2 separate regions of the Homo sapiens genome follow, and region 2 is linked to region 1. A link is an interaction called in ENCODE POLR2A ChIA-PET data of the cell type or tissue named here. Cell type or tissue: B cell. All regions are shown on one strand.

What was found. ChIA-PET counts read pairs that join two places held together with the same protein. Peaks named below come from ENCODE experiments on the same cell type or tissue, not always from the same donor. Only the 100,000 strongest peaks of a DNase experiment are listed, where the experiment ranks them.
Region 2: POLR2A ChIA-PET joins it to region 1 with 8 read pairs; 5 of 35 experiments call an interaction of 5 or more read pairs at or near these places.

What each region holds. Positions count from the first base shown.
Region 1 is chr14:91,020,173-91,025,172 of GRCh38, reverse strand. All of the region lies in intron 1 of RPS6KA5 (ribosomal protein S6 kinase A5), which reads left to right. Among named protein-coding and RNA genes, the nearest start is that of RPS6KA5, 38 kb to the left of the region's middle. RefSeq lists enhancers at 2,390-2,549, 2,630-2,749, 2,760-2,809. In B cell, no CTCF peak of the experiment used is centred here; a DNase peak (open chromatin) is centred at 2,492; H3K4me3 peaks cover 1,197 bases; H3K27ac peaks cover 4,203 bases.
Region 2 is chr14:91,144,833-91,149,832 of GRCh38, reverse strand. All of the region lies in intron 1 of DGLUCY (D-glutamate cyclase), which reads right to left. Among named protein-coding and RNA genes, the nearest start is that of SNORA11B, 21 kb to the right of the region's middle. In B cell, no CTCF peak of the experiment used is centred here; no DNase peak of the experiment used is centred here.

The DNA.
Region 1 (5,000 bases):
CTCGGGGGGCTGAGACAGGAGAATTGCTTGAACCCTGGGGGCTGAGGTTGCAGTGAGCCGAGATCGTACCACTGCACTCCAGCCTGGGCGACTGAATGAGACTCCATCCCCCCTAAAAAAAAAAGTTAGACTGGCATGGTGATGCACATCTGTAGTCCCAGCTATTGGGAAGCTGAGGCAGGAGAATCACTTCAACCCAGGAGGCAGAGGTTGCAGTGAGCTGAGATCACACCACTGCACTCCAGCCTGGGTGACAGAGCGAGACTTGGTCTCAAAAAAAATTTAAAAAAAAAATTGGCTCTATGAAAAAAAGGCGAGAGTCCCCAAAACTTTAGACAAAACACATACAGAAATCATTCTCAGAAAGAGAAAATGTCAGCAATATGTGCCAAAATACAGAACCCTGGTCTGGGACTTGTTAGTTTACACCTGTGGCTAAGGAAAAGGGTGTTAAAGTGAGCAGAACCAGAAGGGGCAGCCTCTGAGAAGCCTTGCATTTAGAGGGGAATCAGATAAATAGAAAAGGGGTTGGTACCTTGGAGATGTGACCAGTGAAGAGAAAGAGAAAATTATACATTTTTGCAGAAACAGGAAAAATTACTAGTTTTTCTCTATCATTCATTAAACAAAGTGAACCTCACTAAACTGTTAGTGACTTTTTATACTTAGAATGCTGTGTAATAAATGCCTAGAAATAGAACAAATTACTACAAAACTACTGTAAAAGGAAAACAGAAAATGCAAATAAAAATATTCCTCCAAATCCAACCATTATGTAGAAAAAAAACAGGAATATAATACTCCAAACTGAATAAATGTCCTGAGACAAGCATTAGATGATATAAAAAGAGAAACATAACACCTGGAATCAGGTATTAAAAACGAAGAAAGAAATGGACAAGAAAAGGGAGGAAATGGATTCTGGAAAAAAAATGACAATGACAATTGATTCTGGGAAAAAAAAGGAAAAGACAGAATTGTATCAGAAATGATGAATATATTTACAAGTTCTCCAAGGAAGAATAGATTTAAATACAAATTTAATAAGGGCATTGAAGAAAAGCAGGGGAACACTTAATTAAATACAGAAAGAAAAAATGTCAGAGAAAAAGTGGCTGAAATGGAGAACAGGCAAAGAAAATGTAACATGTAGAACTGGAGTCCTTAAAGAAGAAAAATTATTCAGCAAATGTAATTCTGAGAATAAAAGAAGACTTGAGTATACACATTGAAATGGCTTACTAGGTACTGGGGAAAATTGATAATGATACAATTATCAGTTCTCATAACAAACAGCTCTGAGATATATCCTATTAATACTATTAGACTTCAATATTGAGTGATATTGTTAGATTTTAATATTTTAAAAAATCCTCAGGGCTTTAGGCAAAAAGATAAAATAAATTATAAACGGAAGGATAGTTAGGTTGGCATCCAACTTCTTAAAAGTGACATACAAAGCAAGGCAGCACTGGAGCAACTTTGTGTTGGTGGTTTTTTTTTAAAGAAACTTAGGGAAAGAAAGTACAAAGCAAGAGTTATATCCAACTAACTGCCTTCAAGATTAAGGCTATAAAACAAAGTTTGAGGTTGGGCACGGTGGCTCATGCCGGTAATCCCAGCACTTTGGGAGGCCGAGGTGGGTGGATCATGAGGTCAGAAGTTCAAGACCAGCCTGGCCAACGTGGTGAAACCCCATCTCTACTAAAAATACAAAAATTAGCCAGGCATGGTGGTGCACGCCTGTAGTCCTAGCTACTTGGGAGGCTGAGGCAGGAGAATCGCTTGAACCCAGGAGGCAGAGGTTGCAGTGAGGAGATCACACCATTGCAGTCCAGCCTGGGCAACAGAGTGAGACTCTGTCTCCAAAAAAAAAAAGAAAAAATTTGAGCACTCAAGAGCTCAGAGAATACCCTACACAGGTAGTCTCCCTGAGGATCTACTAGACAATGAATTTCATCCAAACAGATTGAGAAAACAACCTGATGGTGAGCACTTAATATACTTATTTGTAGAGCTGAGACTAAGGAACAAGGATGGGCCCATAGGTAGAAGAGTAGTACACAAATCTTTTTTTTTTTTTTTTTTTTAGATAGAGTTTTACTCTGTTGCCAGGCTGGAGTGCAGTGGCGTGATCTCACCTCACTACAACCTCCGCCTCCTCGGTTCAAGTGATTCTCCTGCCCCAGCCTCCTGAGTAGCTGGGATTACAGGCGTGCGCCACCATGCCCAGCTAATTTTTACATTTTTAGTAGAGATGGGGTTTCACCATGCTGGCTAAGCTGGTCTCGAACTCCTGACCTGGTGATCTGCCTGCCTCGGCCTCCCAAAGTGCTGGGATTACATGTGTGAGCAACCACGCCCGGACAGTAGTACACAAATCTTAAATTATATTGAATATATATTTGTAATTACATAAGTATGCAAGAGCATAAGTACATGTGCATACTTGTTCCCGATTTTAGTTTCAATTTCAATTTCACTTGAAGTCATAGCAAACATCTAGTTCCTTGAAATGTAACACACAGAAACAGAATCAGAAACCATGCAAACCATGTAAACATTTTCAAATTCAGGCATTTATTTCCAGTCTAAAAATGTGGTAGGAAACTGAGGTAGGACCTGAATTCTTAGATGCTCAACCTTTTTTTTCTGCTTTAACTGCCACCAACCATCCTCTAGTTGCTGCCACTCTGATATTTATTGGAAAGACACAGAGAAGTGAGCAGACAGGTTGTTTCATAAGTGGTTTAGTGATGGGTAGCAGACCAGGCTTTCATACTAGGTAGAGACATGGACATTATTGATATACTTCACATTCCATTGGATCCCCATTATAATATTTGGGTTTCACCATTCAATTTGATCATTATTCTTGTACATCATATTCTTGTTCTGAGTAAGTTGGCTATATGCTTTTTGGTTCATTTGGGATGACTTCAATCAGTAAACAAGTTTAAAGTCAGTTTCACATTCAAATAGTTTCCTGCATGAGGAAATTAAAAGCAAATGGTTACAAGTCAACTGAATAAGGCATTCCTTATAATATTATGAAACACGCATACCACATATGTATACAATATAAGTTCATGTACAGCATAAATATTTGTGCACCAGATTTAAATGTATATAAAATGACCTAAATATGCATAAATATATGATCTAAATATGTATGTCCTAGCTCTGTTCATGAAAGAGCCTAGAAGGCAAGGTACCTCAGTAGCAAGCAGCATACCTGATGCCCAGATCTTGGTTTCTATTAAGATTCCATAAGATCTTATTTCCCATTAAAAGGAATCAAGGCTACTTGTAAGAGAACAAATGAAGTTCTCAAAAATAGAAAGAGAGAAAGAAAAAGAAAAGTAAAGAAAGGGGGCATGTCAGGACACAGAGCCGGCTTTTGAAAGTGCTTCCAGTGACCAAATCTGGGACAACTTGTGCATTAAAATGATTAGGGAAAGGCTGGGTGTGGTGGCTCATGCCTGTAATCCCAGCACTTTGGGAGGCTGAGGTGGGCGGATCACCTGAGGTCAGGAGTTAGAGACCAGCCTGACCAGTATGATGAATCCCTGTCTCTACTAAAAATACAAAAATTAACCAGGCATGGTGGCATGTGTCTGTAATCCCAGCTACTCAGGAGGCTGAGGCAGGAGAATCGCGAGAACCACCATGCCTGGCTTATTTTTTTAAATTGAAATAGAGACGGATCTTACTGTGTTGCCCAGCCTGGTCTTGAACTCCTGGGCTCAAGCAATCCTCCTGCTTCAGCCTCCCAAAGTGCTGGGATTTCAGGTGTGAGTCATTGTGCCTGACCAAGAATGAGTATTAAAGCATTGAAAAAAATGGTGATTCATGAGTAGCCTAATAGATAGGTAGATATCTAAGCAGGAATAAGGGAGGTCTCTTCTCTGTGGTGCAATGCTGACTGATAAACTTGGAAGAAGTGGAAGAGTCAGAAAGTTACTCCATTGTAACCATTATAGTAAGGATTAGTTCAGGCAAGAATTGTCAGTGAATGCTCAATCTAGATAGGACATTTTGATGAAGAACAGCGTATTTTTCATGCCCTAAAATGTGTCCCTATGGATTGCTTTATTTCCCTATTGCTTTATCCACCTATACAGTGGATAAACTGGACATCACTTTAACTGGATGATAAATCTAATGTCATTAATGAGGGACAGACTGATGTTGTATGCTTCGGGTTTGGATACCTGCAAAGCACACATCACCTAAGTATTGAACATGCATAACCTGAATGATGATGAAGTGCCAGTGAAACAAAAAATTATATTTAAATAAAAAACAATATTCCTCAACAAAGTCAGTCCTAAAAGACAGAAATTGAGAAACTTCCAGATGAAATGAGACCTAAGAGACATGACAAAATAAAGGCAATATCTGATTATATACTTGATTATATACTGGATTTTATACTCAAGGAAAAAGTGCTGTAATAATGTATTAGGCTTCTCCAGAGACCAGGACCAATAGGATATATACATACACATACACATATAAACACACACACACACACACACACACACACACACACACAATAGGATATATACATACACATACACATATAAACACACACACACACACACACACACACACACACACACACACACACACACAGTCATTCCTTAGCATCCATAGGAGATTGGTTTCAGGATCCCCTATAGATACCAAAATCTGTGGATGCTCAAGTCCCTTATATAAATTGGCATAGTATTTGCATATAATCTATACATCCTCCTACATACCTTAAATCATCTCTACATTACTTTAAATACCTAATACAATGTAAATTGTATGTAAATTATTGTTATACTGTATTATTTCTTATTGTTGTATCATTATGTTTCATCACTTTTTTTGAATATTTTAAATCTATAATTGGTTGAATTCACAGATTTGGAACCCATGGACATGGAGGGCCATACACACACACGTGTACATGCACACACACACACACACACCCACATAAACACAAATGG
Region 2 (5,000 bases), 120 kb before region 1:
CTTCAAAGTAAATCTGCTTTTAGTTACTTAGCCAAATAAAGCAACCCAACCAAGTGGCAAAAGTCCAAGGTATGACTGCTAAGGGCAAGAAAGGCCAACCCTTCTGTTTCACAGTTTGCTTGGCCTGTAAAACTAGAGCACACGTGTTTGCTTATTTAGTACAGAGTTTCTGCAACGGGTCCATCAGGCCAAATTCCTGTAACCACAAAATATGATGCACGAAATCTACATGCAGGTTGAGTGTATGATACTGCCAACAGTAAACGCTGAGTCATCGGTTCCATGGTTAGTCCTAATGATAAACTAGGCAGTTCCTTTAAGGATGTTTAGCTACTTCTGGCACTGCACAGCTCAACCAACGGCCTGACCCACAAGCCTACTTCAGGGTCACCATGAGCACCACTCCCTGGTTGGAGAGACTGGGGGCTCCACACATCTCCATCACTGGGAGAGAATTTGCCAGAGTGATAACGACCTAGAGACACCACCTGCATACACAGAAGACAGGCTGAACTAATAGCAAAGTATGCAAACTCTTTGGGCCTCAGTTTCTTTCTTTTCTTTTCTTTTCTTTTTTTTTTTTTTGAGATAGAGTTTCGCTCTTGTTGCCCAGGCTGGGGTGCAATGGCACCATCTCGGCTCACAGCAACCTCCGCCGCACGGGTTCAAGTGATTCTCCTGCCTCAGCCTCCCGAGTAGCTGGGATTACAGGCATGCGCCACCACGCCTGGCTAATTTTGTATTTTTAGTAGAGACGGGGTTTCTCCATGTTGGTCAGGCTGATCTCAAACTCCCCACCTCAGGTGATCCACCCGCCTCGGCCTCCCAAAGTGCTGAAATTACAGGTATGAGCCACCGCGCGTAGCCTTTACTTTTCTTTTTTTGAGACAGGGTCTCACTCTGTCGCCCAGGCTGGGGTGCAGTGGCACAATCACGGCTTACTGCAGCCTTGACCTCCTGGGATCAAGCGATCCTCCTACCTCAGCTTCCTCAGTAGCTGCTACTACAGGTACACTGCACCATGCCTGGCTAACTTCTGTATTTTTTTGGTAGAGACAAGGTTTCACTATCTTGTCCAAGGCTGGTCTTGAACTCTTGAGCTCAAGTGATCCTCCTGCCTTGGCCTCCCAAAGTGCTGGGGTTACAGGCATGAGCCACTGCGCCCAGCAAGGGCCTCAGTTTCTTCATGTCAAATGCCACACATGCAGGACAGACATTTTGTTAGCACCTTCTGGTTCTATCATTTTCGTAATCTGTAACTAAACAATAATTTATGAGTTAATGATGTTATTGAGTTTTAAGTTTTTGGTTGTTAAAATAAATTCCTAGCCAGGCACAGTGGCTCATGCCTATAATCCCAGCACTTTGAGAGGCCAAGGTGGGTGGATCGCTTGAGCTCAGGAGTTCGAGACCAGCCTGAGCAAAATGGTGAGACCCTGTCTTTACTAAAAATACAAAAAAATAGCCAGGCATGGTGGTACACACCTGTGGTCCCAGCTACTTGGGAGGCTGAGGTAGGAATATCGCTTGAGCCTTGGGGGTGGAGGTTGCAGTGAGCCGAGATGGAGCCACTGCACTCCAGCCTGGGTGATGGAGAGAGATCCTGTCTCAAGAAAAAAAAAAAATCCTTTGTTAGAGATGTGTGTATCTTTCTTTTTTGAGACAGAGATTTACTCTGCCATCCAGGCTGGAGTGCAGCGGTGCAATCTTGGCTCACTGTAACCTCCACCTACTTAGTTCAAGCGATTCTCCTGCCTCACCCTCCCAAGTAGCTGGGATTACAGGTGCGTGCCACTGCACCTGGCTAATTTTTGTATTTTTAGTAGAAATGGGGTTTCACTATGTTGGCCAGGCTGGTCTTGAACTCCTGACCTTAAGTGATCCACCTGCCTCAGCCTCCCAAAGTGCTGGGACTACAGGCTCACGTGCGCCACTGCGCCCCGTCTGTGTTTCTTTAATTGAGAATAAAATTACCTTCAGTTGGTTGGTCTGGTCTCAGAATCACACATTGGTCCAGAATTACACTTGCCCTGCTCTGAAGAAGAATGCCACCTGAGAGCACAAATGTATAGAAAGAAATGTACATAATAAAGCCATCACAGAAGCAGATATGATGGGACAGATATAATAACAGATGCCCTTTCAACTTGATCCTCTCATGCTAGGCCTAAAATAAAAGAGTTAGATTTAGTGTGTGTATATATGGGTTACGTTTCAGAAGACATGAAATTGGTCTAAATCTAAATAAAAATGAGCTAAGCTCTGCCTAGGTTCATTTACATTCATCTATCAACAGCCTTGCAGAGATGGTTATGTAAGTGCTACGGGATGGTTCCAGCACTTGTTTCAAAGGGTCTTTCAGTCCATTCAAGCTGCATCCAAAAATAGTTGAGGCTGGGCCCTATTCTGTACTGCCTGTGGCTTCACAAACTGAAAACCACCATATCAGACGTGGTTATGCCCTACCTTGCTCGGCTTTCTGGGTTAGATCCTCTGAAATTTCATTTTATGAGTATTCCTGATTACCAAATGTTCAGAACTCAGCTCCTGCCCCACAAATTCTTTATGACATTGCATAAAACCAGTGACAGTGCCACATCCAGGCAGGATGAGGACCACGCACTCCTAACTATGGAGACAGGAATGCTGGCAGTGCTACTTTTGAGGTCACTGTTGGCCAAGATAATTGCTTCACTAGGCAAAGGCAAACCCCCTTAAGTGAGTTTCCTGAGGACTCAGAGAGGAAGGCCACAGGTGCTCCAGGAGGAGGATGCACCATCAGGGACCTTGGACAATGACAGCAAGACAGTGAGAAGCCTCTGGGGACCATTCTACAGGGGACTTCTTCCCTGGCCGTGCAGCTGACAGGCCCCAGGAAGCAGAGTCCCTGGGCTCTCCCTGGCAGCTCTCGGTGCATTTCCAGGGGAACAGCTTGGCAGCCCCGTGCTGGGTGGTGCGCTCCATCTATTTCTATGGTACCTATCACCATGGTACCTACTTGCTCTGAAAAACACAGCTAAAAACAGAACATAAAGAATAGGAGCACAGTCCGCTTCCCTGCAGTCACCTTCTGCAGCTGTTGTTATGCCTCAAGATTGCTCTCATGGGCCCCCTTCCATTCTGAGTTTCCATGTTTTTGTTGTTTGTGACCTTCAAAAACAAGAGGCTTACTAGCCGCATCAGCCTTGTCTTGGGGACAATGTGTGTGGCCTGAGGCTTCAAAAATGTCCCACTCGTCTTGCTGCAGGTGTACATTCCTCCGGGGGACACAGTCACCCAGGAAGCAGCTCCTCCCAGGGCTTGCTCGGAGCCCCATATGAGATGTTTTCGGGAAAGGGGAAAAAGTGGGAGTGGAGGATGACTGTGACGTTAGTGGGCATAGATGCCCCGAGGAAGGACCTGCGCTTATTCCAACAAAGAGGATCCTAAGCTTTCTCAGGAACATGCTGGAAATTGTGCTCAGGGAAAGATCCACAAGGCCAAATCACTTCTCCAAAGGTTTTCTTTAACTCAACAATTATCCTTCACAGCAGTGCTCAGCCCATCCATGGTAGTCAGACAGAACTTGAGTTCAGATCCCAACTCAGCCACTTGCCAGCCATGTGAGATTAGTGGGCAACCTCTCGAAGGTTAAATTTACTCATTTTTAAAATGGGGCATGGGCCAGGCATGGTGGTACACGCCTTAATTCCAGCACTTTGGGAGGCTGAGGAGGGTGGATGGCTTGAGCTCAGGAGTTTGAGACAAGCCTGAGCAACATGGTGAGACCCTGTCTCTACAAAAATATACAAAAATTAGCTAGGCATGGTAGCTGTGGTCCCAGCTACTCGGGAGACTGATGCGGGAGGATTGCTTCAGCCTCAGAGGTCAAGGCTGCTGTGAGCCATGATCACGTCACCGCACTCCAGCCTGGGCAACAGGGTGAGAGCCTGTCTCCAAAAATAAAAAAGAAAATTAAAGAGGGAAAAGGAAATGGGGATGAGTGTATAGACCTTACAGGGACAAGCCCCTTGCTGTGACCTCGGCCTCCATGGTCATTTCTTAGCTTTCCCATCTACAAAATGGGGAGGATAATGGCACCTGCTTCAAAAAAGCTTTGGGATAGTTCCAGGAGATGATGTATGTAAAGTGCTGAGAGAGCACCGGGTATGTTGCAAGCGCTCAATAACTGCTGGAGATGCAGGTGTGAGGAGGAGGAGGGGGATGGTGGTGACAGTTGGGACAAGGATGCTCTGTGGGTACCATTGGTGTCAACCCCGTCTTGGTTCTCCTAGGCGTGACTTCCTGTCCTCAGTCCTGGTGGAGCGGGTACAAATGGGGCCTCAACTCACAAGTGGACCCCTCCCTCCAGACTCCCAGATGCATTCATCAGTGTCTCTGGGCATAGTGGATGTAGCTGAGGATAAGCTCAGGCTGTGAGGTGGGTACACCATGCAGAAGGGTCATCAGCCCAGGTGCTCGATGTGATACACAGGACAAAGGAATTCTCATGTCCTGGAGAAAACCCCAATGTGGTTACCTGCTTGTCAGCTTTGGAGTCAACAGCCCTGAGGACTCAAGTCCCCTTTTGACAGAGTGGCTCTGGACAAGTCACTTGCCTTTCCTTCTCCATCTGTGAAATGGGGCAGAGAGGGAGGTTGGGAGCATTAAAAGAGAAAACGTAGGAGAAGCCTCCAGCCTAGTGTCAGCACACAGTGGGCTCTCAGCAGCTGTGGGCTCCCTTCTTTTCTAACCCCCCACGCTGAACATTTTAAGGCTGAGTAAATACTCCATTTAATGAATAAAGGATTAGGCTCTATAATAGGAGGAAACAGGCTCATTTCCTGAATTTGCTAGTAATCCGGTAAATGCTGCACTAAAACTCCCAGACTCACACAAAGCCTGAGGCCCCGCAGGCTCCCCACAAGGCCCCTTCCAGCACCCCCAACTCCCTCCCAAATGCTCCATTTCTCACAACTCACTTTCAAGAACAAAGAATGCTCTGCTCTAGCCAAACAAAT